3 separate regions of the Mus musculus genome follow, and all the other regions are linked to region 3. The links are chromatin loops, found by intact Hi-C in ENCODE. Cell type or tissue: gastrocnemius. All regions are shown on one strand.

Region 1 (8,000 bases), 120 kb before region 3:
GGAGAAATTCAGGGGTGCGGTTGGTTTGGCCAAAGTGGAAGTGGGGTGGTGCGGAGAGCACGCGGACCTGAGCCCCGCTGTACTGAGCAGCGATGAGGGCCTTGAAGGCCCTCCAATTTTCAGGGTATGTGTACAGGGTCTACAAGAGAAAGGGTGAAGGATGGACTAGAGGCAAGGAACCCTGAATGCCACTCCCCACGCACACTTCCATGCAATTCCAATGTGCACAGCTTAGATTCACTCCTAGTGAACCGAGTATGCCCCATGTAATCAGAGTCCTCTGAAATACCAAGAAGAACATCCCAGCTGCTAAATAAAGCTTACCGACAGATGTGACCTCTCTTAAGGACATCTCTAGAGGCATTCTTCCCTTCAAAACTTCTGGTCCCATCTGCCTAAACACACGAACACTCACACCCATCTCTCCCAGAACCCTTGTTTCATTCATTGGCGGTGACCCGGAGTCTAACTACTTCCAGGCTGCTATCACTTCAAAAGCACACACACAGACCAAGGGATTTCAAAGTTCCCCTCAGAATCGACACGCTGAATTCTAATGTTCATCAGTTATTCTTCCTGAAATGCCTTTCTTTGCACATGGCGAATTAGCAACCCTCTGGTCCTGTCCTGCAGTGAGTTCCCAGTTGTCTCCCTACTAAAATCTCACCAGCAGGGTCCATATGGGCTCACTTCACCCCCCCTTTATTCCTCTGGCTCCCAAACCTCCCCGAAGGTCAACTCCCAACGTGCCAGTCGCCCCTTCCCACAAAGACCCTCTCCTTTCCACGTCCTCGTTGTTGTCCCACAAAACGGTGGCAAAAGTTCCACCAACCTGCTCAGACGCCACACCTCAAAATGGCAGTGAGGTTAAACACTTTTTAAAGGTCCAGACAATGGAGACCCAGCATCTTTTTTCTCCTCAACCCCAGAACGTTCCACCTCTAGCCTCTGAGCCCCAGCCTCAGTTCCCCTCCAGGCCCTAGAAACCATGCTCTCCGACCGTACGGCTTGTGAACCCCAGATCGGCTCGCGGCTTGGGTCTGAAACTCCCCTGGCGCCGACTGGCCCCACTCAGGCAAAGGATGGCGGTGGATAGGGTGACCCTAATCACCGGAGCCGGCAAACTTACCCCAGCCGCCATGGTGATTCCGCAGAGAAAGGGGGTGGGGCTGTCGGTGCTGCCGCAAAGTAAGCCGCAAAGGAGACAAGGGAGGAGGAAAGGAGAGAGCAGTGTGGAAACAGCGGCCGGAAAGCGAGGACGGCATAAAAGGCATACGCACGACAGTTCCGTCTACAGCCCCGCTGAGTTGGAAAAAGCGAGGGGTGGGGCCCGCAGCCTGGAGCGCAGAGAGCGGGCGCCTGCGTAGTATAACTCTGGACGATCCTGCCCCGCCCGCGTCGCCGACCAATCGGAAGCCTGATAGGAGACGGAGCTCACCCAGGGAGGGGAAAAGTGTGAGAACCCGGCGGAAGCACCGCCCCTCGAAGGCTGGTATCTGGAACCCGTGACAAACTACAGGAACTGCCTTAAGGAAGGGGTGGCAATTTACTGAATTCCTTTTGTTCCTGTTCGGGTTTTTTCTGTAAAGGGTCTGTCTGTTCAGCTGGGGCCCACGGCCGAAAACATCTGAAAGTAGGTCTGCTCCGATTAAACTCCGTGCTGTTAAAACTTACACAACAAAGCAGCACGGACCAACTTGCCACGTCACCAGCACCACTCAGGCTTGGCTGCGCCCCAGAGGGTCGGGTAAGGCAGCCCAGTTCTGATACAATAGTTTACACATATCCAAATTTGAAAATAAATCTTGACTCCAGCTTATGGGCAATTTGAACTCTCTTTCACGTTAAAGGATAGAAAAGACAAACCCTAAACCCAAATTTGTGGTTCCCATCACCTGGAGCAGCAGGACAAGTCTCGTGTGGGCAAAGGTTGTTCTCAGAAATCAGTGCCTTTGCCTCGTGGAGGTGGCACTCCCTAGGAAAGTGCTGGCAAGTGGGAAGGAGAGCTCTGAAGTGGAAGTCATAGGACTGTTTTAGAGTAGTCAGGCCAGAAGCTACATTGAGGCAAAGAAAAAAGGCGTTACCAGGAGGAAAACAAAGACCTCGTAATGGTCTTATGAGGGAGTATGCAAAAGAACATTAAATGTCTGTATGAAATAAACTAGCAGCTTTATTGTTTTTGAGGTTTGGTTCCTCACTTGAGGAGATTTTTAAGTGCTTGAGGGATAAAACCCTGTAGAAAATGATGAAGACCAGGGAACAGGCCTTGGGAGTCCTGGAGTGGGGCCACAGTGAGTGTCTGCTCAGCCTGGGAGGCAGATGCCACAAAGCTGAGGAGGGGCTCCCCCGGCGGCCTCTCTTGCTCACTATTGGGTCCTTTTAGTTCCTGGGTCACACGAGCTTCCATTGCCAGCCACTCTGCTCCTGTGGTGGGACCTCCTCTACCTTCTTCCTTGGTTTGTTGCTGTAATCGTCTCCGGGCACGCCGCCTCCCCTGCCATACTTGGTGCCACAAGGCACAGCGCCAGCTCACTGATGATGGGTGTGATGCCTCCTTCCCTGTCTCACCCTGAGACCCTTCTCCAGCCACTTCAGGTTTCATGGGATTATGCTCAGCTGCCTTGTCTAGACAGTTTGCAGTCATCAGGGGCAACTCCTCCTCTGGTGGTCCCGAGTGCAACAAGGCCCAGTCCTGAGGTGTCTCTCGAACCTCTATTACCATTTCTTCTACCTCATTTTCACTGTGGTCCCCTGCACATCCCTGTGGCTCCTCTTTCCCTTCCTCGAAGCTCTTTTCTTGCCCACCAAGTCTCTGTCTTTTGTTCACCCCTCCCAAGGGAGAGTCTTTAATTCTGGCACCTTCTGACCGTCGTCTCTTGGTTCCCTGTTCTATGTGGCATCCTAGTGCTTCCCTTAACACATCCACCAAAGCCATAATGACCTGTGGAAAGGGGGCAGAGGGTAAGGGGATGAGCTTGGCAGACAGCAGGGAGCTAGGGGAGCTGGGCTGCAAAAGCGGGAGCAGTCCCCAGTCCCGGCCCCGGGAGGAACGCTGCTGGTACTGGAGACTTCGGCAGTAACTGGCTGCTGCCCCACAACAGCTCTGCAGACGTTTAGCCACCCGGCCGGTCACATTGGCTGCAACATTGTGACTCAGGTCAAAGGGGTCCTGGAGATTCATGGGGCCAAGGCGCAGCCCTTCCCAGAGATCAGAAGGCAGGCCCTCTGCCACCATCAATGGCCGACCTTCCCGCAGGGACAGCAGGGAGCCAGAAAGATCCAAGCAAGATACGCAGGAGAAGAACTGGGCCAGCAGGGAACCTGATGGAGGCAGATTAGAAAAAAGGGGGTCACCTGGAAGCCATAACTGGGACATCCCTGCAGCTACTTCAGTGGGACTCTCTTCCCTTCATAGGACTTCAGAAGTGTCCTGAGAAACCCAGCCATGCCCTGCCTGACCCAGATGCTTCTGCTTGGCCTAGAGAGCAGGGAAACTGGGGAATACACCTCTTACTTGCCTGCCCAAGATACGTGTTTTTCCATCCATAAAACAGCTGCCATAGGCTACTATGAAGACCATGCCTTACACACAAGTATAATATATGTCTCTTATTCTTGAGCATGCCTTGCACACAAGTATATGTCCCCTATTCTTGAGCCTGTCATCACAATCAGTTTTCTACCAGGTTCCCCAGACTCACTGAGAGGCTCCACGTTGGTGCTGGGCTCCAATCTTGAGGCATCCTTAGGGAAGCTACAGTCCCAGCCATCAACTTCTACCTGTTCCCCTTCACCTGTGACAGTAAGAAGAGACAGTCAGCCCAGAGCCAGTCAGCCCAGAGTCTGCCATTGATGGTGGCAGAGGGCCTGCCTTCTGATCTCTGGGAAGGGCAGAGCCAGAGATCTCATCTCGGGGCTTCTGAAGTGTGAAGGGGTGAGATGAAGCTGAGGTCATGACAGTAGAGGCCGTTCTGCAGTACCTGCTCTCTGGGTAAGCTGGGCCACAGTAGGAAGTACTGGAGGGTCTCTGGTCTGAAGGAAGTAGATCACTAACAACGTCAAGGCGTAGTTATTGAGAAGGGGGCCACCTCCTGGATAATAACCAATAATTCAAGTTAGGAAGAAGTATTTACAAGCCCTGGTTTCTGTGCCCACCTCTTTTTTTCTTGCTAAATCCCTGCCTTTGCCTGACACAAACTTGGGCCAAGTCTGTTCTCATTCTTACCTGACAGCCCATTATGCTGAGCCCAGCAGCGTAAGGTATACACAAGGGGCCGGACTCGACCATCCATCTCAGAGCAGAGATTCAGGAAACGTGAATTATATAAGGCCAACCTAGGACAATGGAGAAGCAAAGGTGTTAGAAATTTTCCCAAAGTTCTACTGACATAATGATCTTATGAGGGAGTATGCAAAAGAACATTAAATGGATCTTAGGGATGTGGCTCAGTGGTGGGACATTTACCTAGCACTGATAAAGCCCTGTGTTGTATCCTGAGCCTAGGGATGAGGTAGGGGGGAATATGTATCCACTGAACCTTAGGCAATACTACATTCCAAATGCTCACCCTGTACTGTCACCATTCATAAGACATGTTGTTTATTTATATAGGACTGCTCAACGGCCAGGTGTAGTAGCACGTGCCTATAATTTCAATACTCAAGAGATTGAATAGGAATATAGAGACACTGCCTCAGAGACACAGGACCAGTGAGATGGCTCAGTGGGTAAGAGTCTGCCACCAAGACTGACGCCCTCAGTTTAATCCCTAGGAATTATGTTACAAGGAAGAGAACTGATTCCCACACGTCATTCTCTGACTACACTCAAGATGAGATGCGGACACAAATATAAGAAGCATAGTAGCAAGAATAGTTTATTCAATGCAAAGTGATAATACAGATCTGAAAGAAATATGCGGGCCACATGAATGAGAGTATTCGGAGGCCCAGTTATAATCTGTGGCCTCCTTTTATGGGGTTCAAGAGAAGGCATTTGGTTGCAAAGCTCTTAATATACAAAGAAACAAAGCATGGAGTAGGGAAGGAAAAATAGTGAAGGAAAACCCTGTTTACTTTTAACCTAACAGTTCCTAGGTTTCTGTAGCTACAGAACTCTTTCCTACGCTTTTAACCCCAAAGGAGGAGGCAAAGGCCTATGAGCTCAAGGTTAGCCTGTCTCAACACAGGCTGTCTCAAAAAAACAAAACCAACAACAAAAAGCAGTACTGCAGAGTCAAGCATAGCAGCACATGCCTGTAACCCCAGGAGTTAGGAAGCTAAGGCAGGAGAATCACAGGCTTGAGGCCAGTCTGGACAATGGAGCAAGACTCTGACTCAAACGCACAAAGTATTCCAAAGGAAAAAAAAACACTGAAATGGAAGCCAGGTAGGAGGTGACATTCGTGGAAGAAAGGAGGACTGAACCAAAGAAGAAAAACAAATTCAGCAGGCATAAGCTCGTCCACATCAGGACCCCCTCCTCATATACCCCAGACCTTAGAGCCAGCCTTCAACCCCACACAAAAGTACCGGTTACTGAGGGATACATCTCCATGAAGACCTGAAGGCCGATGACAGAACTTGACCACAGGACGCCGGGCAGAGGGCACAGTTTGGACTCGGTACACTCCAGGGACACAGCCACGGAGAATAGATCCCACCAGCTCTAACACTGCTGCTGCCTCCTCCTTCTCGTCCTTTGAGGCTTCTTCTGCTAATTCTAGCTCTTTCCCCTGTTTCCCCTCTTTCCTGTCCTCCTGCAGTGGTGAAACTGGAGGCAGAGACTGAGGAGAGGTGACAGTGTCAGAGCCCAAAGCAGAGTCGGGTGTCTGTGGTGCCAGAGAAGATGGGGTGTCAAAGTCCAGGGACTCAGACTCTTGAACAGAAGTTGGAGACAGTGAGTCTAGAGGAGAAGCTGGGGTGCAGGCCAGCGCCTGAGGATCCAGGGAAGAAGCAAGGGCTGAGTCCAAGGATGAAGTCTCTGGAACCTTTGGAGCCTTTGGGTCTGGCTGTAATGGAGATAAAAGGGAATGAATCCTCCTCCTCCTCCTCCTCCTCCTCCTCCTCTTCCTCCTCCTCTTCCTCCTCCTTCACCTTCTATGTACAGGCTTTACTCTGCAGCCTTACATAACTCATTTATGTAACTCATTCTCCACAGTCCTTTGAAGCCAGGCAATGGTGGTACATGCCTTTGATCCCAGCATTCAGGAGGCAGAAGGATCTCTGTGAGTTGGAGGCCAGCATGGTCTACATAGTGAGTTCTAGGACACCTAGGACTACATAGAGAAGCCCTGTCTCAAACAAACAAGAGAAACAAGGTGTACACACAGCTCAGACTGACCTTAAGACTTTTCCCTTTCCTTTTACGTCTTCGCTTTTTTGCCTGCATATATGTCTGCACCACATGCACGCAATGCCTGTGAAGGCCAAGCAAGGGCATCAGACTCCTGGAACTGGAATTATGGACAGTTGCAAATGGAAGTGTCTGTGCTGGGACTCCAATCCTTGGTCCTCTGGAAGAGCAGCCGGTGTTCTCAGAGACTTCTTTCCACCCCCATGGCCTCCAACTTTTCACAATCCTCCTGCCTCAGCCTCCCAGAGATTTAGAGTCATGCTTTAAATTAGTCTGACAATCAAGGCTGTCCAAAAGACTACTAAAGCATACAGCCTATTGCTGCTGTCCTTAATTGCCCCCCCCAACACCCAGTGTCTGCAGAAGACATTATGGATTTCAGGAATAGAGCCCAGAAACCCCTGAGCTGGAAATGACCTGAATGCTTCCTCTGTGAAGACTAGCATTCATGGTACCAGAAGATATCAGTCAAACTTCCAAAGGAACAAGGCGACAAACACCCTTAACCTGCTATCGATGCCTATGGAACAACATCAATAACCAACATAGCATAATACCCCTAAGAGTGCAGTAGTGACACACATATTTGACAGTAACTGGCAGCTTTCTAATTGGACTTAACACCTGCTCAACCAGAGGATAACCATGCCTGAGAATGGAAACAGATTACCTACTTGGTGCTATGAAGTCATGGATCTTGAAGAGAACCAACAACCACTACTTTATAAAACCAGCATAATCCCTAACAATCATTTTTTAAATATTATTTTTGTATTTATTTATATGAGTACACGGTAGAGTGTGCATCAAATCCCATTACAGATGGTTGTGAGCCACCATGTGGCTGCTGGGAATTGAACTCAGGACCTATGCGAGAGCAGTCAGTGCTCTTAACCTCTGAGCCATCTCTCCAGCCCCCTAACAACAATCTTAAACATTTGTGCTTATAACCACAGGAAGTACTGACTTCACCCCTCATCAAGGAAACTTTTTTTTACAATAGACAGAGATCACTACAGAAAAGCACAGCTAATGAAAATGCAGAATTGTGGAGCCCAGTCCCATCTACAGAACACTCCTGCACCTAAGGCTCGGTGGACATTGTGAAGGAAGGAACTGAATAAAGATAGTAAGAGCCACAGAATCGGGGAGGCTGTGGTGTGTTGGGATGATATGTTTGTGCACTGTGGAAAGGTTATCTCTGTATTATTCAAATGCTGATTTCTGTACCACACAGAGTACAAGCTGCACTTTGATACTGTTATTCTTATGGCTGCATCATATTTTGTGCACACTCTCTTCAACACCTTCTGATTGGTTTAATAAAGAGCTCAATGGACTATAGCAAAGCAAGAGAAAATAGATAGAACTTCCAGGCAGAAGTAGAACTCTGGGAAAGAATTAAGCAAGAGGGATTTGCCAGTCAGACACTGAATAAGAAACAGGTGCTAGTACTCAAGAAATAACAAGCTACGTGGCAGAATGGAGATTAGTTTAATCTAAGAGGTAGTTGGGAACAAGCCTAAGCTAAGGACAAGCTTTCATAACTAATAAAAGGTCTCCAGGAGGCCAGCATGGTCTACATAGCAAGTTCCAAGGCAGCCATAGCTACATGGTGAGACCCTGCCTCAAAAAATACAAAAAC
Region 2 (8,000 bases), 48 kb before region 3:
CCCCGCAGCAGCACGGAGCAGTAGCACAGGGCTGGGGGAGCAGCTGCTACCAGCTTCAAAAGCTCAAACAGCAGAGGTTGTTCCCGGAAGCGCCTACCAATTCGGAGATCCCGCTCCACGGTGGCTCGTGCATGATCCTCTGGGGGCCAGGCCAGCTCAGCACCAGCTGCATCAGGACACACGCTCTCCACTAAGGTCACCGCAACTGCTTTGGCTGCCTCTGGGCTCAGGGTGGGAGCCCCCCAGCAACCCTCACGCTCGCTGTTCCCTGATGCGCTGCAGCAGTGCACTAGGAGGCTAACGAGGCTCTGGGTGTTATAGATCACTTCTTGATGGTTTCGAGATTGAACAATTTTAGGTGGCTTTAAGCCACGGCCGATAACTCCAGCATGGAAAACTGACCAGATCCCTCCAGGACCCGGCACTGCTGCAGTATGCCTCCGGTTAATGTCCAACAATGAGGCAGAAGCCAAAGGGGTTGAGACAATTGAGAGGGTCTCATTGTCTCCATCCATTTCCCCTCCAAATAGTTCTGTGTTGCCCCGATGTAAGGCTCCCTCTACAAGCAGCTGTAGGACAGCCTTGAGCCCAGCTGGGGAAGTCTGAGAAAGGCGGGTAAGAAGCTGAGAGGCTGAAGCCACACCAGGAGGGCCATGCAGCCTTAGAGAAGAGAAGAAGTGGTGTACTCCAGCTCTCACTAGTCCCAATAGTTGGGAAGGGGACAGGGCTTCAGAAGGAAAGGGACATATTGCAAGGAGGGAGGCAGCAGCTTCAGCTACTTCCTCCTCTGGGTGTAGTAGGAGAGGAGCCAGATCAGCCAGGTGAGCTGAGGCAGACTCCCCAAACCGGGCCCCTAAGGCTGAAGGGCCCTCACCACCCTGCTGCTCCCACCCCACCAACAAGGCCAAATTTCGAAGAAACCGGGCTGTGAAGGGAGGCTGTAAAGTCCCTGCATGCACTCGAGCCAGGCAGCTTCGGAAGGCCAGGGGAAGAAGGCCAGAGAGACTGACCACTAGCCCTGCATATAGCTGGGTTGCCAAACTCAACTCTTCAGGGCTTCTGGCTCTGCTCAGTAGATGACCCAAGGCCTCAGGTCCACAGCTAGGTCGTGTATAGACAGACAGTAGGCCCAGGAGCTGGTGTTGCCAGAGGAAGCGCTTCCGTTCTAGCCGTAATGTCTCTCCACACAGTTCTCCAACATGGTTTCGTAATGCATCAAGAAAGGGCACTGGACGAGGAGGTGGGGGTGGGCCCAGCACCCCTTCTCCAGGAGACCCTCCCCGATGATGAACTAGTTTTTGTAGATGTAGCAATAGCAGCTGGATCAGCCGGTCACAGGCCTCTCTCACGGTGTCTGGCACAGCCAGGCCCTGGGTAGTAATAACTGAAGCAGGCATAGCTGTGTCTACTAAGAACTGCAGCAGGCGGTAGGCACCAGTCCCAGAGGCCTGGCTCACTAGATGCACAGCCAGGTTTAGCATGTTGTCTAGCTCTTCTCTGGGGAACCCCTGCAGGTGTTGTTGCAGCTGGCTTAGCACTGCTGGGGGCTTGAGGCAGTCCACAAGTTCTCCAGATACTGTGCCGAGCAAAGCTGGTGACATGACTGCCAGCTGCAGTAGGAAGGGAACTGTGGCCTGAAGAGAGGGCTCTCCATTCCGGCCCCCAGAACCCCCTGCCAAACTATCATGAAACATGCGCAACAGTTCCCGTCGGATGCTGTCTCCATGGCGGGAAGCCAGGTGCCCTAGGATGCCTACAACTGAGGCAATCTTGGGTACCCGTTTTTCCCCAGGGATGGCAGGAGATCCAGGGAAGGGGTCTGTAGAGGGGGGTTGAGAAGAGTTTCCACAAGCACTAGCTCCTCCTCCAGCCCCACTATGGACACAGAAGTCCTTAAGGCCACAAGATAGGACTCGGGAGATGATGGTGCCAGGAAAAGAAGAGCCAATATGGGCCACAACCCAGTCAAAGTGTGGGGAATGCTGGACAGAAGTGTCTAGCAAGGCATCCACACATGCATCTGGGCAGCTACCAATGAGGGCCGAGAGGCACTGCACATAGATGTCCATTAATGTGCGGGTGGCCCTGCAGCCCATCCACAGCTGCAGCAGTTCATTGAGAGAGCCAGTGGCATGGGGAACACGCTGATGCTGACCTGAATATGTGCTGCTCAGTTGTCCCATGAGGTCAATGGACCATGCACTAATCACGGGTGCCCAGGCCTTTGGGTTGGCCCGGATAAACTCACACAGCACCTGCTGCACTTCATGCACCACATCCTCTAAGCCAGGTCCACCAGTAGGGACATGGGATGGTGGAGGTGGACGGAGGTGAGGTGGACCAGCCACAGGACTTTCTTCTAGGGCAGCTAGGTGGGCCCGGACACTCTCATCAAAAACACCTCTCAAGTGGTCCAACACAGCAGCCCGAGCAGGTGGCAAAGAACGGAGCAAGAGAAGACCACATCGAGCATGTTCACGAGCTGAGAGCTGGTGGCCCAGAATAGGGTCTACACCGGTCAAAAAAGCCTTGATTTCTTGGGACAGCTCCTGAGCACTGTAAGGAAGAAAAAAAAAAAGAAAATCAAAATACTGGGAGATGTGAAGTAAGTTATATTCCTTTCATGAGCTCTGGTTTCTTTTTATGTGATAATAGGGTAATACGTGCCTCATAAGAATTTATGAAGGTTTAGAAGCATACCCATTCCTGTTACACCTTGGTCATTCAAGAAATGCTATTTGTCCTTCAGCAACAATAATCATAGGAATAACAGATTACCTTTCAAATATCCACGTTCTTTTTTCTTTTTCAGTACGAGGTATAAAACCTAGGCCTTTAGGCCTACTAGGCACCATCTCTTAAGCTACATCCCCACCCCACTTTTAAGTACTTCACCAGTACTTTTTCAGTCCTGACAACAATATGGTTATTATGATCCCATTTTACAGGTAAAGAAATTAAAGTTAAGAAATCAGGATAAATATTACAAAGAGGCAGGAACCATTTCTAAACTCCTAAAACAGAATTCCCTTTTGTTAAGGTGATGGTATATGGGAATTACTCAATGAAAAATTGAATTAGCTAAATATATTGAGATTCTATACCTACTTTAACATCTTCTCAGCCCCCCCTCTACAGCACAAGCACCCTGAAATCTCTCAATGGTCAGAAAACTGTAACCTTACTAAAAGCTCTCCCTCCCAAATGTGTGCTTTTCCATACTATTCAAGAATTCAGCCTTAACCAGTGACATACACCTTCAATTCCAACACAGACAGATCTGAGTTCAAGGCTAACCTACATAATGAATTCCGAATTCCGAGACAGCTATGTCTATCCATAGAGAGACCCTGTCTCAAAAAAAAAGAAAGGAATGAGCCGGGCGTGGTGGCGCACACCTTTAGTCCCAGCACTCAGGAGGCAGAGGCAGGCAGATTTCTGAGCTTGAGGCCAGCCTGGTCTACAAAGTGAGATCCAGGTCAGCCAGGGCTACAGAGAAACCCTGTCTCGGAAAAAAAAAAGGGGGGGGGGGGGGAAGGAATGAAGGAAAAGAGAGAGAATTCTAATCACGCACCCACTGAATTAAATGCCTTCAGTGTGCAGAGAATGGGGGTGGGGGATCCCCCGGAGCACAGAATATAAGCCTTTCAATTCGCCCAATATATAAGCTGTGTCTTAAGAGTCTCAGAAGGCGATGTTGAGAAAGTAAAACCCCTTCCCTCTTACTACTATCTGTTCTGTCAAACACAACCGCATTCTCTGGGCAGATAAGGTTCTGTACCCTCCCTTTGATCAAAAATAAAGGCACCTCAATACGAGAACAAATATTGCGGCTCCGAGCCTTGGCTCCCCAGAAACTCTCATGTAGTCCAAGCCTCCTCCCGTAAAAGGGGCAAGGAGGCTGGGTTCTCAGGAGCGCTGATGTCCCCAACTGCTGGCAAAGCAAGGCCGGCCGAAGAAGGCACTGAGGTCTCGGGAGAGGCAGAACTACGAGCAGGGCAGGCATTGCAGCCCAGAGTTTTTAGTGAAGCGGTCCCTGAGTTCCGGGAAGACGCGACCAGAATCTCTGAGAATCCTGACGCGGGTTCTCTAGGTAAGATCCAGCTTTCTGAGGAGAAGGCTGGCGGGGCGGCGCGATGAAGGAAGATACCAGGGGCTCTGACTACCTGAGAGGCGCGGGACCGTGGGTGGCGGGGGCAGGCCCGGGTGGCCCTGGGGCCCCGGGAGGGTCGCACAACGCGGACATCCCGGAGCCCTACCCGGAGCCTGAGGCGGGAGCGGCGGAGCACAGGCGACGCATGCGTGCTGACTGGAAACGCGACAGAAACTATCGACCCCGCCTCTCAGGAAAATCCGTCCGGCTAAGTCTGGAGCCCTAGTACTTTGGTTCCGCGTCGCATCGGTCACAGCGGGTAATAGGCTTGCTCTCAGCACAACCTTCACACCCACCCCCCAGGGGCTTCGTAGGCATAGGAAAGCTTCCGAGGCTTTCTTCTACATTGCAATCTAATAATCTGTTAAAGTATAAACATACCGGGCAGTGGTGGCGCACGCCTTTAATCTCAGCACTTGGGAGGCAGAGGCAGGCGGATTTCTGAAGTTCCGAGGCCAGCCTGGTCTAGAGTGAGTTCCAGGACAGTCAGGGCTACAGAGATAACTCTGCCTCGAAAAAAAACAAAAAAGGAAGGAAGATCAACATGTTTTTTATTATTTCTAAATGATATGTATATGAGTTATTCTCAGTCTAGAAGAGGTCATCAGACCTCCTGGAGCTGGAGTTACTGGTGGTTGTGAGTTGTGTGACATTTATAAAGTAGTCTGGAGATGGAGAGATGGCTCAGCAGTTAAGAGCACTTAACTGCTATTCTTGCAGAGGACTAGAGTTCAATTCTTAGTACCCATATGGCAGCTAGTTCACAAACTGTAATTGCAATTCCAGGGCTTCTGATTCTGGTCTCCATGGGCATATGATACACATGCATCCATGCTGGCAAAATATTCATATCCATAAGATAAATCTAAAAAGAAAAGTTTAAGGCCAGTGGTATTGTACACATTCAATCACAGCATTTGAGACAGGGGTAGGTGGATCTCTATAAGTTTGAGGCCAGCCAGTTTTATAGAGGGTGTCCCAGGGCAGCCAGGCTACAAAGATCTCCCGTCTCAAAAATAAAGTAAAATAAAATAAAAAATTGTCAATGAGGATGGAAAGATAGTTCAGGGGTTAGGAATACTTGGTGCTCTTTCAAAATGCTCAGGCTCAGTTCCCAGCACCTACGTGGCAGTTTACAAATATCTATAACTCTGATTCCAAGGGATCCAACAGCCTCTTCTGGCCTCTGAAGACTCCAGGCATGCACTACATACATAGTGTACACACACTATATAGTGTACACTATATAGTATACACAACATATATAGTGTACACACACATTGAGCACAGGACTCAAAACCACAAGGTTGTCAGTTATGGATATTTAGTTGAGAAGGAATGAAAACCTAAATGTGGCAAGCCCATGTCTAATTGAGTTTTGTTTTGACACTTGCTGTGTGTATGGGGACATGTGCTTGCCACAATTCAAGTGTGGAAGCCAGAGGACAAGAGTAGAGTCAGCTCTTTCCACTATTTGGGTAACAGGGATAGAACTCAGATTGTTGGGCTTGGGCCAAGTACCCTTACCCCTGAGTTACATCACTAGCCTCCCTGTATCTATTTAGCTGTTTACAATGGTAAAAGTTAGGAAAGGGGGCTGGACATGTCTTTTATACCCATCACCCCAGCACCATGGAGGCAGAAGCAGAAGGACCATGTGATCAAACCAAGCCTGGCCTATATAAGGAAAATCTTCGAAAACAAAACAAAGTCCTCAGATCTGGCATCTCACTGAGTGCTGACTGGGAAATACAGGCCCTCAAGATGTAGATGGCACAGGGGTTGCCTCGAATGCAGGTACCCTGGGTTTGAATCCCTAAACACAACCAAAAAGAAATGTTCCTTACTTAACTCTAATGCTAAACATAGTGTGGACTATGATCAGACCCTCTCCTCCCTATCTACCACCCTTAATCGTCTGTATGTTCCAGAAATGCAGAATTGGAAGTGTTTAGAAAGATGGGGGGGAGGGCACTGAAGAAGCTAACCAGTTTCATTTTGAGATAGGGTCTTACAGCTGGGCAGTGGTGGCGCACACCTTTAATCCCAGCACTCGGGAGGAAGAGGCAGGCAGATTTCTGAAGTTCGAGGCCAGCCTGGTCTACAGAGAGTTCCAGGACAGCCAGGGCTACACAGAGAAACCCTGTCTCGAAAAACCAAAAACTAAAAAAAAAGAAAAAAAAAAGAAAAAAAAAGATAGGGTCTTATAAAGCCCTGGAACTCAATGTGAGGCCTTGAACAGAGATCTGCCTGCCTCTCTGCCTGGCAAATGTTGGGATTAAAGGCATGCGCCACCATGCCTTCACTTTGTAGCTTCTTGTCGCCTTTGTTGCACAATGTGTCCTTCTTCTGAAGTGTCTCCACCCACACGCAAAGGCCTTTCTACATGGCTCATCCCTGCTGCACTTCATCCCACACGGTGAACGCACTAAAGCTTTATTACAAAAGGAGTTGACTGCTAGAGGTGGCCCTCCAGTCTTTCTCTGTGTCCTCTTCGGTCCCAATATACACCTCCAGGGGAGGTCAGGGTCCGCTGTAGAAGAGGTGTCTAGGAAAGTGAAATATGCTAATATTTTTTCCAAAGTTCCTCCAAATCTTTCTCAGTGCTGTTGACCATCTTCTGGTAGAAGAGGCAGGGATTTTAGCTCTTATCTTCAAGATCCTCCATAGCTACGTCCTGGGGAGCTTTTATCTTCTTTTGTTGCTTGGGCTGTGGCTGACTAGTCCTGGTTGACTTGGAGGGGGCTTCCACTGAACAAAAGGAAAGGAAAAAGAAAGCATTAAAGATAAAACCCAGGGGCTGGTGAGATGGCTCAGTGGTTAAGAGCGCCGACTGCTCTTCCAAAGGTCCTGAGTTCAAATCCCAACAACCATATGCTGGCTCACAACCATCCATAACAAAAATCTGATGCCCTCTTCTGGAGTGTCTGAAGACAGCTACAGTGCACACACTGTAAATAAATAAATAAATAAATAAATCCTAAAAAAAAAAAAAAAAAAAAGATAAAACCCAGGTAAAATCCAGACTTCTTGTTGTGTAGCCTCTGTGCCCAAGACTTACCTTCCATGGCTGCTTTTTCTTTCTGGGCAAGTCGGATCTGCTGCAAGAGTTTCCTGCGCTTCTTCCCAGACAGCGTGATGTTGGCACGAGCACTGGACCTGAGTGACAGGAAACAAAAAATATCCAGGTTCATTTGTACCAAACTGAGCCTCAAAAATGACCCCAGCTAAGAAAAGGTCTCACTCTGTAGACCAGGCTAGCCAACAGGCAACCTTTCTGTCTTAGTCTCCTGGCACTGGAATTTAAATGGGAGCATCATTGCCCAGTTTTTGTTTTATAAGGTCTCTGCATTCAAATTACTGAATGGGCTCTGGTGTCCTCAGGGAACTCTTTAACACTTAAGACTTTTTAACAATTTGACTTCAATATGTACCTCAATAGTATTAAGTCAGTAAGTTCTGAGTTCGAGGCCAGCCTGGTCTACAGGGTGAGTTCCAGGACAGCCAGGGCGACACAAAGAAACCCTGTCTTGAAAAAAAAAAAAAAAAAAAAATCCAGTGAGCAGCTGGGGGGTGGTGGGGGTGGTGAAGGACTTTAATCCCAGAACTTGGGAGGCAGAGGTAAGTGGATCTCTTAGTTAGAGGCCAGCCTGGTCAACACAGAAAGTTCCAGAACAGCCAGAGCTACAGAGAAACCCTGCTTGAAAACCCGAGACAAAACAATCAACAACAGCATCAGAATCCTGTGAGCAATGATACCATAAGAGGCTAGTAGTTTGGAAACTAACATAACTCTCAACTAGTTGCTGCATAAACGTGAAAGAGAACAAGAAATTTGGAGACCTCT
Region 3 (8,000 bases):
AGACACCTGTAACTCCAGCTCCAGGGGATCTGACATCCTCTTCTACCTCTCTCTTAGCAACCCACATGTCCATACATCCAGAGAAGCAGCACACATACACAGATATAAAAACAAATAATAAAAAACTGATACCCAGGGCTGGAATGATGGCCCAGTGGTTAAGAGAGTTTCCTGGTCTTACAGCAGATATAGGTTTGGTTCCCAGCTTCGATATGGTAGCTCATAACTCTCTATAACTCCAGCCTCTGGGGATCTACCCTCTTCTGACCTTACGGGCATTTGCACACATGTGGTGCATATGTTTATGTAGGTTCATACAGAGATACATAAAACAAAATCTTCCATGACCCAAGTTTGACTCTGCGGAACCCACATGGTGGTGGATGGAGAGAACTGACTCTAAAATATGTCCTCGGATGTCCACACAAGCAGCTGCCACAAAATAGTTTATTAAGGGAGCAAGGGAAAAGGTGTATGATGGGAAAGCGCTGGAATGTGAGGAATTCACCCTTTGTTCAGGAACTGGAGCAGGTCGGGCGTTGCCTGAGGCTACCCAGAGTCTCAGGGGCAAGGGCAGATGCTGAGGCAGAGGTAGGTGGGTTGGCCTCTGTCAGCAAAGCTGCATCTTCCCAGGAGCCTGAAGCAGAGCCAGAAAAGGGCCAAACAAAATGTGAGTGAGACAGGCTAGGAGGGGTGGGATAGCATCCCCACCACCATCACTCCATCACACATCCCCACCACCATCACCCCATCACACAGTGCCCTCCCCATCACACAGTGCCCTCCCCATCACACAGTGCCCTCCCCATCACACAGTGCCCTCCCCATCACACAGTGCCCTCCCCATCACACAGTACCCTCCCCATCACACAGTGCCCTCCCCATCACACAGTGCCCTCCCCATCACACAGTGCCCTCCCCATCACACAGTGCCCTCACCATCACTAGCCTCTGGCTCTTGCTCCTCCTCTCCATTCAGGGGCCGCTTCTCTGGTTTCTCTTCCTCAGACAGCTGGCCCTCTTCAGCCAAAGGGAAACAGAGGTGAGACAGAAGGTGAGAGCCAGGCACTGCAGGTGAGTGCTGGGGATGAGGAGCGAGGAAGAGGAACTGAACATACCTGTTCCTGAGGGATCTTCAGGGCTCTCACCATCCTCCGTCACATCCGACTGCTGGGTAGATTCCTGACCTTCAGGTTCCACAAACAGAGGACAGCTAGGGTCAGTGGTTATCCTTGGCTTGCAGTGCCAACTCTACCTCTTCCTCGAATCCTTAGTTCCAGAGTACTGCATACTTCATAGTGGAGGCAGGCCAACCCTCTAACCCAGCCAGCCTACCCTTCAAGGATACTGTCAACCAACCAGGTTACCTGGCTGATGGCGCGAGATCCGACGCGGGGCCCCGTGGTGTGAGTTATCCCTTTGTCGGATATTAACCTGTGGAGCAGTAACCACTGAGCAGTGAGGCCTGACTCCCCTCCGCAGCAATCATACCCTAGCCCTAACATGCCCCTGACCACCAAGGGAAGAAAAACGGGGCCTTTGCCCCTTGAGACCTGCAGAGAGAAGCGGTGGCGGGGCCAGACAGCACCCCACACCCACTGCATATAGCTGAAGAGCACGATGACGCTGAGGAACGTGAAGTTGCTGGCCACACCCACGAAGGCGCAGGTCATGGGGAAGTTGTACAGCAGGTACCTGAGGTGAGAAACAGGGTCAGGAAGGGAACAGCGGTTACTGGATAGCACTCGACACTATCACTCCAAGAAGATTTGTAGGACAGCCTGAGTGAGGATGGCTGGAGCTGCCTTCTGCCACTGTGGCACCCACTCCCCTGCCCAGGTTCCAGACCACCCTGCACCAGGTTCTAATAAAGGCCAAGGATTCCAGGCCATCTCAGAATCACAAGGCCACAGCATTTCAATGGCTTCGACTGTAACTCCTCTAGTCACTCCAATACTTTCTGAGCCAGTCCAACAAGGCAGTGGATTGCACGGAGATTTTATTGGGCCAGAGTGGTTGTGTGTGTATACGGATCTCACTTTGTTGTCTGAGAACCAGGGGCTAGACACGGGACTACACCCGGCTCATCGGATACTTTTCGTTTTCCCTTTTCATTATTTATGTTGAGAGTCTTGCTTTGTAGTTCAAGATTTCTTGCCTCAGGCCCATCCAGTGCTGGAACGAAGGGGTCTGTCATCTCCTACAGGATATTCACATCTGTATATGTCTGAGTATTTGCCTGGATGTACGTACACATATCACATGGATGCCTGGTGTCCCCAGAAGAATAAATGAGATCTCCTGGAACTAACCTTGTGGGTGCTCTTAAACCCTGAGCCATCTCTCCAAGCCCCCTTCACATGGCATTTTTAAGAAGCTCTCTTGAAAGGTGACAAGCACAGTGAAGCCAGGGAGAACCACCTCTGGCCTTTGTAAAATATGATGTGATTGTTACTGGTCACCTCTGCCTGGAACTCTCTTCATTTTAGGGCAGGGTATAGGAAAGCTGTCGATGTTTCCTTCCGTGGCTTTTTTACCTGAGCCCAGTGAAGTGGGCATGGATCCGGAGGTAGGCTCCATACATCTGGATGCGCTTGCTGTGGATCTCAATAATTGCTCCAGTTGTTGGCACATACTGCGAGGGTGCAAGGTGAGAGCAGAGTCAGTATGAGGTCTACTTCCAGTCTGTGGCTCTTGCAGTTGACTGTCCATGGGCTTCTCAGGTACAATCTTGGGCTCGTTGAAGAGTTGTCTCCTAACTCTGTCAGCCACTTACCGAATTCTCCCTATAGTCAGAGTAGAGTTCTACTTCCAGGAGCTGCTTCTGTTCAGCGAAGCCAAACAGCAGGAGGCTGGAGAACAGCAGCGTGTCGAGCACCTGGAGCAGCTGCGAGCGGTAATGCAGCATCACCTGACGGCCGAGAGGACAGATTGGGGACAGGCGCTGGGTCCATCTGCCCATGCTAAGCAACACGCTCGCTCGCTCATTCCAGGCTCCCTGCTCCTTCACTTTCTCTCTCTAACTTCCAGTCACCACCTACCCAACCTTTCCACCTGTTCTAGTAACACTCCCTACTTCCTGACCCCATTTCCTAATTCCAACACAGAGAAAGCCCCTCTCAAAAATTACCTCCCTGAGGTAAGCAGTCTGCTTGCACGTGGTCTGCCTTCTGGGCTGGGATCTGTGTCCCAGCATCCCACCTAAAGCTTTCCTCAAATGTGGTGACTCTGTTGACAGTTTACCAATGGGGCTCAGTGTTGAATGAGTGTTCAACACATGCTAGTAAGAACCCAGCATTTCTTCCTAGTCTTGTTAGGAAGAAGTTACTCTAAAACTCTAGCAATTAAGTCAGTTATCTCAAAGCTGGTATGTTTCTGGTGTCTGCTTGTTTTAAGAACAGCTGTATTGGGCTGGGGAGATGGCTCAGTGGTTAAGAGCACTGACTGCTCTTCCAGAGGTCCTGAGTTCAACCACATGGTGGCTCACAACCATCTGTAATGGGATCTGATGCACTCTTCTTGTGTGTCTGAAGACAGCGACAGTGTACTTACATACATACAATAAATGAATAATTTAAAAAAGGATACCTGTATTATTTACCCTGAATTTGGGCACACCATAGGATACCAGTGTTTGGCAAATGTTAAGCTTATTAAACAGCTTCTTCACTTATCTGGTTTAGGCCTGATCTCAGAGCCAAGGAGGTCTTCTTTTGAAACACTAGCCCGATATTCTGATTCTCCCATCATTGTTCAAACATTCCAGTATTGTCCATAAACACTTACTGAGCGTGAAGAAGTGGAGATGATTCGGCCACCTCTGGTATAACATGAAACAGTGACTAAGAACATGCCCAAGTCTTGATTCACAGGGGATTCGGGCAGTTCAAGCTCTAAGGTGACTCGATATGGCTGTCCATACATCAGTACCTGCCCAAGGTAACACACATCTTGTTAAAAAAAAAAAAAAATTGTGGTGTTTTGAGACTGGCCTGGAACTCACTCTGTAGATCAGGTTGGCCTCAAATTCAGAGAGCTGCTTGCCTCTGCCTCCCCAGTGCTGTGATTAAAGGTATGTGCCACCGTGCCTGGTATGTCTTAATCTATTTTTTTTTTTTTTAAAATGTACTGTCTCTGCTTAAGAACTCAACAAAATCCCTTTGGTCTTCTCATTGTTTAATCATGATTTGATGCTGCCCCCTGCTGGTCACTGGACACCCTGGCTTTCCAGACTTCTATTTTGTTTGCTGGTTTGATTTTATTTGGGGCCTAGGGGTTGGGTTGTCAGGTAGAGAACCCTGTGTTTTAAGTGGGTCTTGCTACATATCTCTGGCTAGCCAAGCACTGACTACAAAGCCTCAAATTCATAGAACTTCACTTGCCTCAGCCTCTGGCGCTGACATTTTAGGCTTGCACCACCACATTCACCCTGTGAGCTCTTAGGTCTGTCTTGGACTACTATGTTTACGAGAAGTGCCCTGTTGCATTTCTTTTCCAAAAGTGAACAGTCACATTGCCAACTGGGGCATCTGTGATTCAGGCCTGTGTGCCGCCGGAGCTGTCCCCCTGGGCCTAGTCTGCCCTCACTTGCTAATTAAGCAAGTGCTGCTCTGCCTCCCTAGTCAGCTCTTGCACAATCACTGCAGTGGCAGATCATCTTGTTATCCTGGTCTTTCTTCATTTTTAAAGGCAGAGTGCTTATTAATTTAAAAAAAAGATTAAGTTTGTCTATTTATATCAGTATGCGTGCAACACTGAACTTATTAAAAACAATAGAACTGCCTGGGGCGGCAGTGCATGGTTTTAATCCCAGCACACAAGAGGCCAAAGGGAGGAGGAGAGCTGTGGATTCAAGGCCAACCTGGTTGAAATGGCCAGTTCCAGGCCAGCCAAGGCTACATAGTGAAACTCTGTCCCAAATACATGCATCGAATGATATGACGACGACTGTATACCTTAAGAGGTAAACTGTATCTCATATAAATTTTAACTTAATAAACCTATTAAGAGGGTCTGGAGAGATGGCTCAGCAGTTAAGAGCACTGACTACTCTTCCAGAGGTCCTGAGTTCAATTCCCAGCAATCACATGGTGACTCACAACCATCTGTAATGGGATCCCAAGCCCTCTTCTGGTGTGTAAGAAAAAAAAAAAGAAAAAAGAAATCCAAGCCTGGCACGGTGGTGCCCACTTCCTAACAATCCCAACGCTTAGGAAGCCGAGCACGTCTGAGGTTACTCACTTCCAGTCTGGATTGGTACATGGCGTACCTTTAACTCCAGCACATAGGAGGCGGAGACATAGTGACCATAACTTTAAGGTAAACTACTTTTTATTTTTTAAATAGTCCAGGCTAGCCTTTCTGCCTCTACCTCCCAAGCTCCTTTGTTTTTTTTTTAATGAGAGGCCTTGAACTAACTTATTCAGGATGCTCTTAACTCCTAAACTCAAGATATCCTCCCTTGCGTGGTGATGGCCACACTTAGGAGGCAAAGGCAAGTGGATCTCAGCGTGCGAGGCCAGCCTGGGCAGCATCCTTCTATGTTAAGTATTGTGATTATAGATGTGTGCCACTGTGCCAGAGCTGATATTCTACTATAAAGTCAGTTTCTTCTTAAATACCACTTTAAAAAAATGTTCAAGTTAAGACTGACAACTAGAAAAACCTCATTTAATAAAAAATGACATTAATTCTCAAAGTCCTTTTTTGTTTTATTTTTTGATATCAAGGGACATTTTAAGCTTGTAATTCTATTTTTTATCAGAGCCTCTAGAGAGATAGGGTCTGGCTATGAAGCCCAAGCTGATATCAGATTTGGAATAATCTCCCTGTGTCTTTTTCCTCCTAGTGCTGGCATTACAGATATGTATCACAGTGACTGGGACCAACTTCCAGATTTTCTTTTCCACCCGTTTGCGTCAGAGCCTTTCTCTTCAATCTCGGTTGCTCAATCCCTGCTCTCCCCATCTTCCTCAAGCAATCAAAGCCTCTGTCTAGTTCTCATACTCACCCGATCACGTCCACTCTTAGCCAGTGAGACATTGGCAACAGGGAAAGAGCAGAGAGAGGCGGTGGAGGAATCACAGTCTGTCCTAAATGAGAAGGGATGAACAATGCTTTGTGAGGTGCCAGCCTGCCCAGCCTACCTGCTCACACACCTAGTCTCTAGGGCCCCTCCCCTCACTCATCCCTTTTCCCCATTACAGGAAATGGAGAACAGAAGTGGACACTAGAGTCAGGAGATCCTAATAAGACTTTCATTCTCTTCCTCATGAGAACAGAACCCATAGGGAGGAGCCGAAGGACACTCAGGGTTTCTATAGGCTCCCTTGAAGATCTCAGGGCATGTGGATTTTAGGGTCCCTCTCCTAAAGAGTCTGATTCAGCAGTTCTGGACTAGGTTGGAAAAAGAAATTCATCCTAAAGGACCTATGGATATGTCTTTTAAAGATAAATTATACGCAAAACTGCACATAGTATATGGTACACAGCTCCTACCTCAGTATACATACATATACCCCATGTATGTAAGACTCGTGCTCCCTTGGGGCTGGAGAGATGGCCCATTGGTCAAGAGCACTGGTTACTCTTGCAGAGGACCTGAGTTCAATTCCCAGCAACCACGTGGCAGCTCACGACCGCCTGTAACTCCAGTTGCAGGGGATCTGACACCTTCACACAACCACACGGGCAGGCAAAACACCAATGCACATGAAACAAAAATAATTATTAAAAAAGGATTCATGTTCCCTAAGTGTTTACATGGGTCTACCTTAGAAATGACAACACAAGATTAGGGATTTGGGACAGGGGAAAAAAAGGTTTTAAACCAATGATCATAAAAGCGTTTTCTGTATATGTTAATTTGTCTCATAGCCATTGCTGGGAGACATACAGAGACTTTGGCAGTGTGAGTAAAATGGATATGAACTCGAAGGCTAGGTTAGCAGTAGGACTGCCTTGGGTTACTGAATGTACCATTGGGGGTGAGTGGCAGTACACTAAAAGGCAAAGGAGGTATTTCCTAATAGCTCACGTGTTAATAAAGCCAGTGTAATTCTTAGATGCCATGGCAGTTGAATTGGCTCAAAGGTTTCATGCAACCTCAACAGAACAGACGCTGAGCCCTACTTGGTCTAAAAGTGATTTTTTTTTTTTTTCGAGACAGGGTTTCTCTGTGCAGTCCTGGCTGTCCTGGAACTCACTCTGTAGACCAGGCTGGCCTCGAACTCAGAAATCCACCTGCCTCTGCCTCCCAAGTGCTGGGATTACAGGCATGCACCACCACTGCCCGGCTAAAAGTGACTTTCTTTTCCTAGTCTTTTTTTTTTTTTTAGACCCCTTTGAGACAAGTTCTCAACCTGTCTTCCAGGCTGGCCTGGAACTCATGCTAATTCTCCCAACTCAGCCTCCCCAGACTGGTATTACACACGTGACCAGGCTCTTTTTCTCAGTTCTTAACCACAATTTCCAGCAGAGGCAGACCTAGAACCCTAAAGCCCTACCAGCCCAGACCTGCTCAAGCCTTGGCTCAGGAGGGCAGAAGTCCTGATAGCACACTAGAATAAGATTTCACCCTCGGTCAATACTGGGATTCAACAGAGGAGAGACTCCACAAGTCCCTGAAGTAATTTTCAAGTTAAGATCCATCTACTTGAATGGAGCAGCCTTCTCACCTGTAGTGGAAGTGCACAGGGCTGAGGTGGCTGACCGTCGGCATGTAGGAGTAGTAGAAGGAGCCATAGAGGAACACAGACACCCAAAGCAAAAGAAGGATGGTGCAGAAGAGCACCCCAAACTGCAGCATCAGCCTGCGGGCACGGCCTGCCAAGACGTGGCCCACTTCCTGGGCCCACAGTAAGGCGGGGACTGGTGGGTCATTGACCATGATGGGGACAGCAGGGGGTCTGGCCCCAGCCTCAGGCTTTGAGTTCCTGGCTGGTCTTCCACAGGGACGATACCCTTGGCCATGGGATAGGGCAGCTGAAGGTTCCTGGAGA

The links. Peaks named below come from ENCODE experiments on the same cell type or tissue, not always from the same donor. Only the 100,000 strongest peaks of a DNase experiment are listed, where the experiment ranks them.
Region 1: a loop joins it to region 3, with 2.5 times the contacts of the local background. A loop is called at or near these places in 11 of 42 quality-filtered maps.
Region 2: a loop joins it to region 3, with 2.5 times the contacts of the local background. A loop is called at or near these places in 9 of 42 quality-filtered maps.

What each region holds. Positions count from the first base shown.
Region 1 is chr19:8,960,355-8,968,354 of GRCm38, reverse strand. It overlaps Tut1 (terminal uridylyl transferase 1, U6 snRNA-specific), which reads right to left. Exons shown (of 9, transcript NM_197993.3): 5 at 5,533-6,011; 6 at 4,226-4,335; 7 at 3,981-4,091; 8 at 3,702-3,794; 9 at 2,145-3,321. The coding sequence ends at 2,195. Eef1g (eukaryotic translation elongation factor 1 gamma) reads right to left here and starts at 1,314. Exons shown (of 10, transcript NM_026007.4): 1 at 1,130-1,314; 2 at 1-139. The coding sequence starts at 1,141. In gastrocnemius, no CTCF peak of the experiment used is centred here; DNase peaks (open chromatin) are centred at 1,326, 1,694, 2,441 and 3,144; H3K4me3 peaks cover 2,738 bases; H3K27ac peaks cover 3,487 bases.
Region 2 is chr19:8,889,315-8,897,314 of GRCm38, reverse strand. It overlaps Lbhd1 (LBH domain containing 1), which reads right to left. Exons shown (of 6, transcript NM_001286103.1): 5 at 7,215-7,312; 6 at 6,556-6,904. The coding sequence ends at 6,874. 1810009A15Rik (RIKEN cDNA 1810009A15 gene) reads right to left here. Exons shown (of 4, transcript NM_025463.3): 3 at 7,215-7,312; 4 at 6,556-6,904. The coding sequence ends at 6,795. It overlaps Ints5 (integrator complex subunit 5), which reads right to left and starts at 4,328. Exons shown (of 2, transcript NM_176843.3): 1 at 4,167-4,328; 2 at 1-2,556. The coding sequence starts at 4,246. In gastrocnemius, no CTCF peak of the experiment used is centred here; DNase peaks (open chromatin) are centred at 911, 1,726 and 4,318; H3K4me3 peaks cover 2,567 bases; H3K27ac peaks cover 2,184 bases.
Region 3 is chr19:8,841,101-8,849,100 of GRCm38, reverse strand. It overlaps Bscl2 (Berardinelli-Seip congenital lipodystrophy 2 (seipin)), which reads right to left. Exons shown (of 12, transcript NM_001136064.3): 3 at 7,677-7,993; 4 at 6,011-6,092; 5 at 3,787-3,930; 6 at 2,777-2,911; 7 at 2,538-2,635; 8 at 1,554-1,695; 9 at 1,368-1,434; 10 at 1,119-1,187; 11 at 940-1,020; 12 at 418-637. The coding sequence ends at 516. Among named protein-coding and RNA genes, the nearest start is that of Lrrn4cl, 5.7 kb to the left of the region's middle. In gastrocnemius, a CTCF peak has its summit at 4,222 (motif pointing left); DNase peaks (open chromatin) are centred at 4,202, 4,500 and 7,893; H3K4me3 peaks cover 323 bases; H3K27ac peaks cover 566 bases.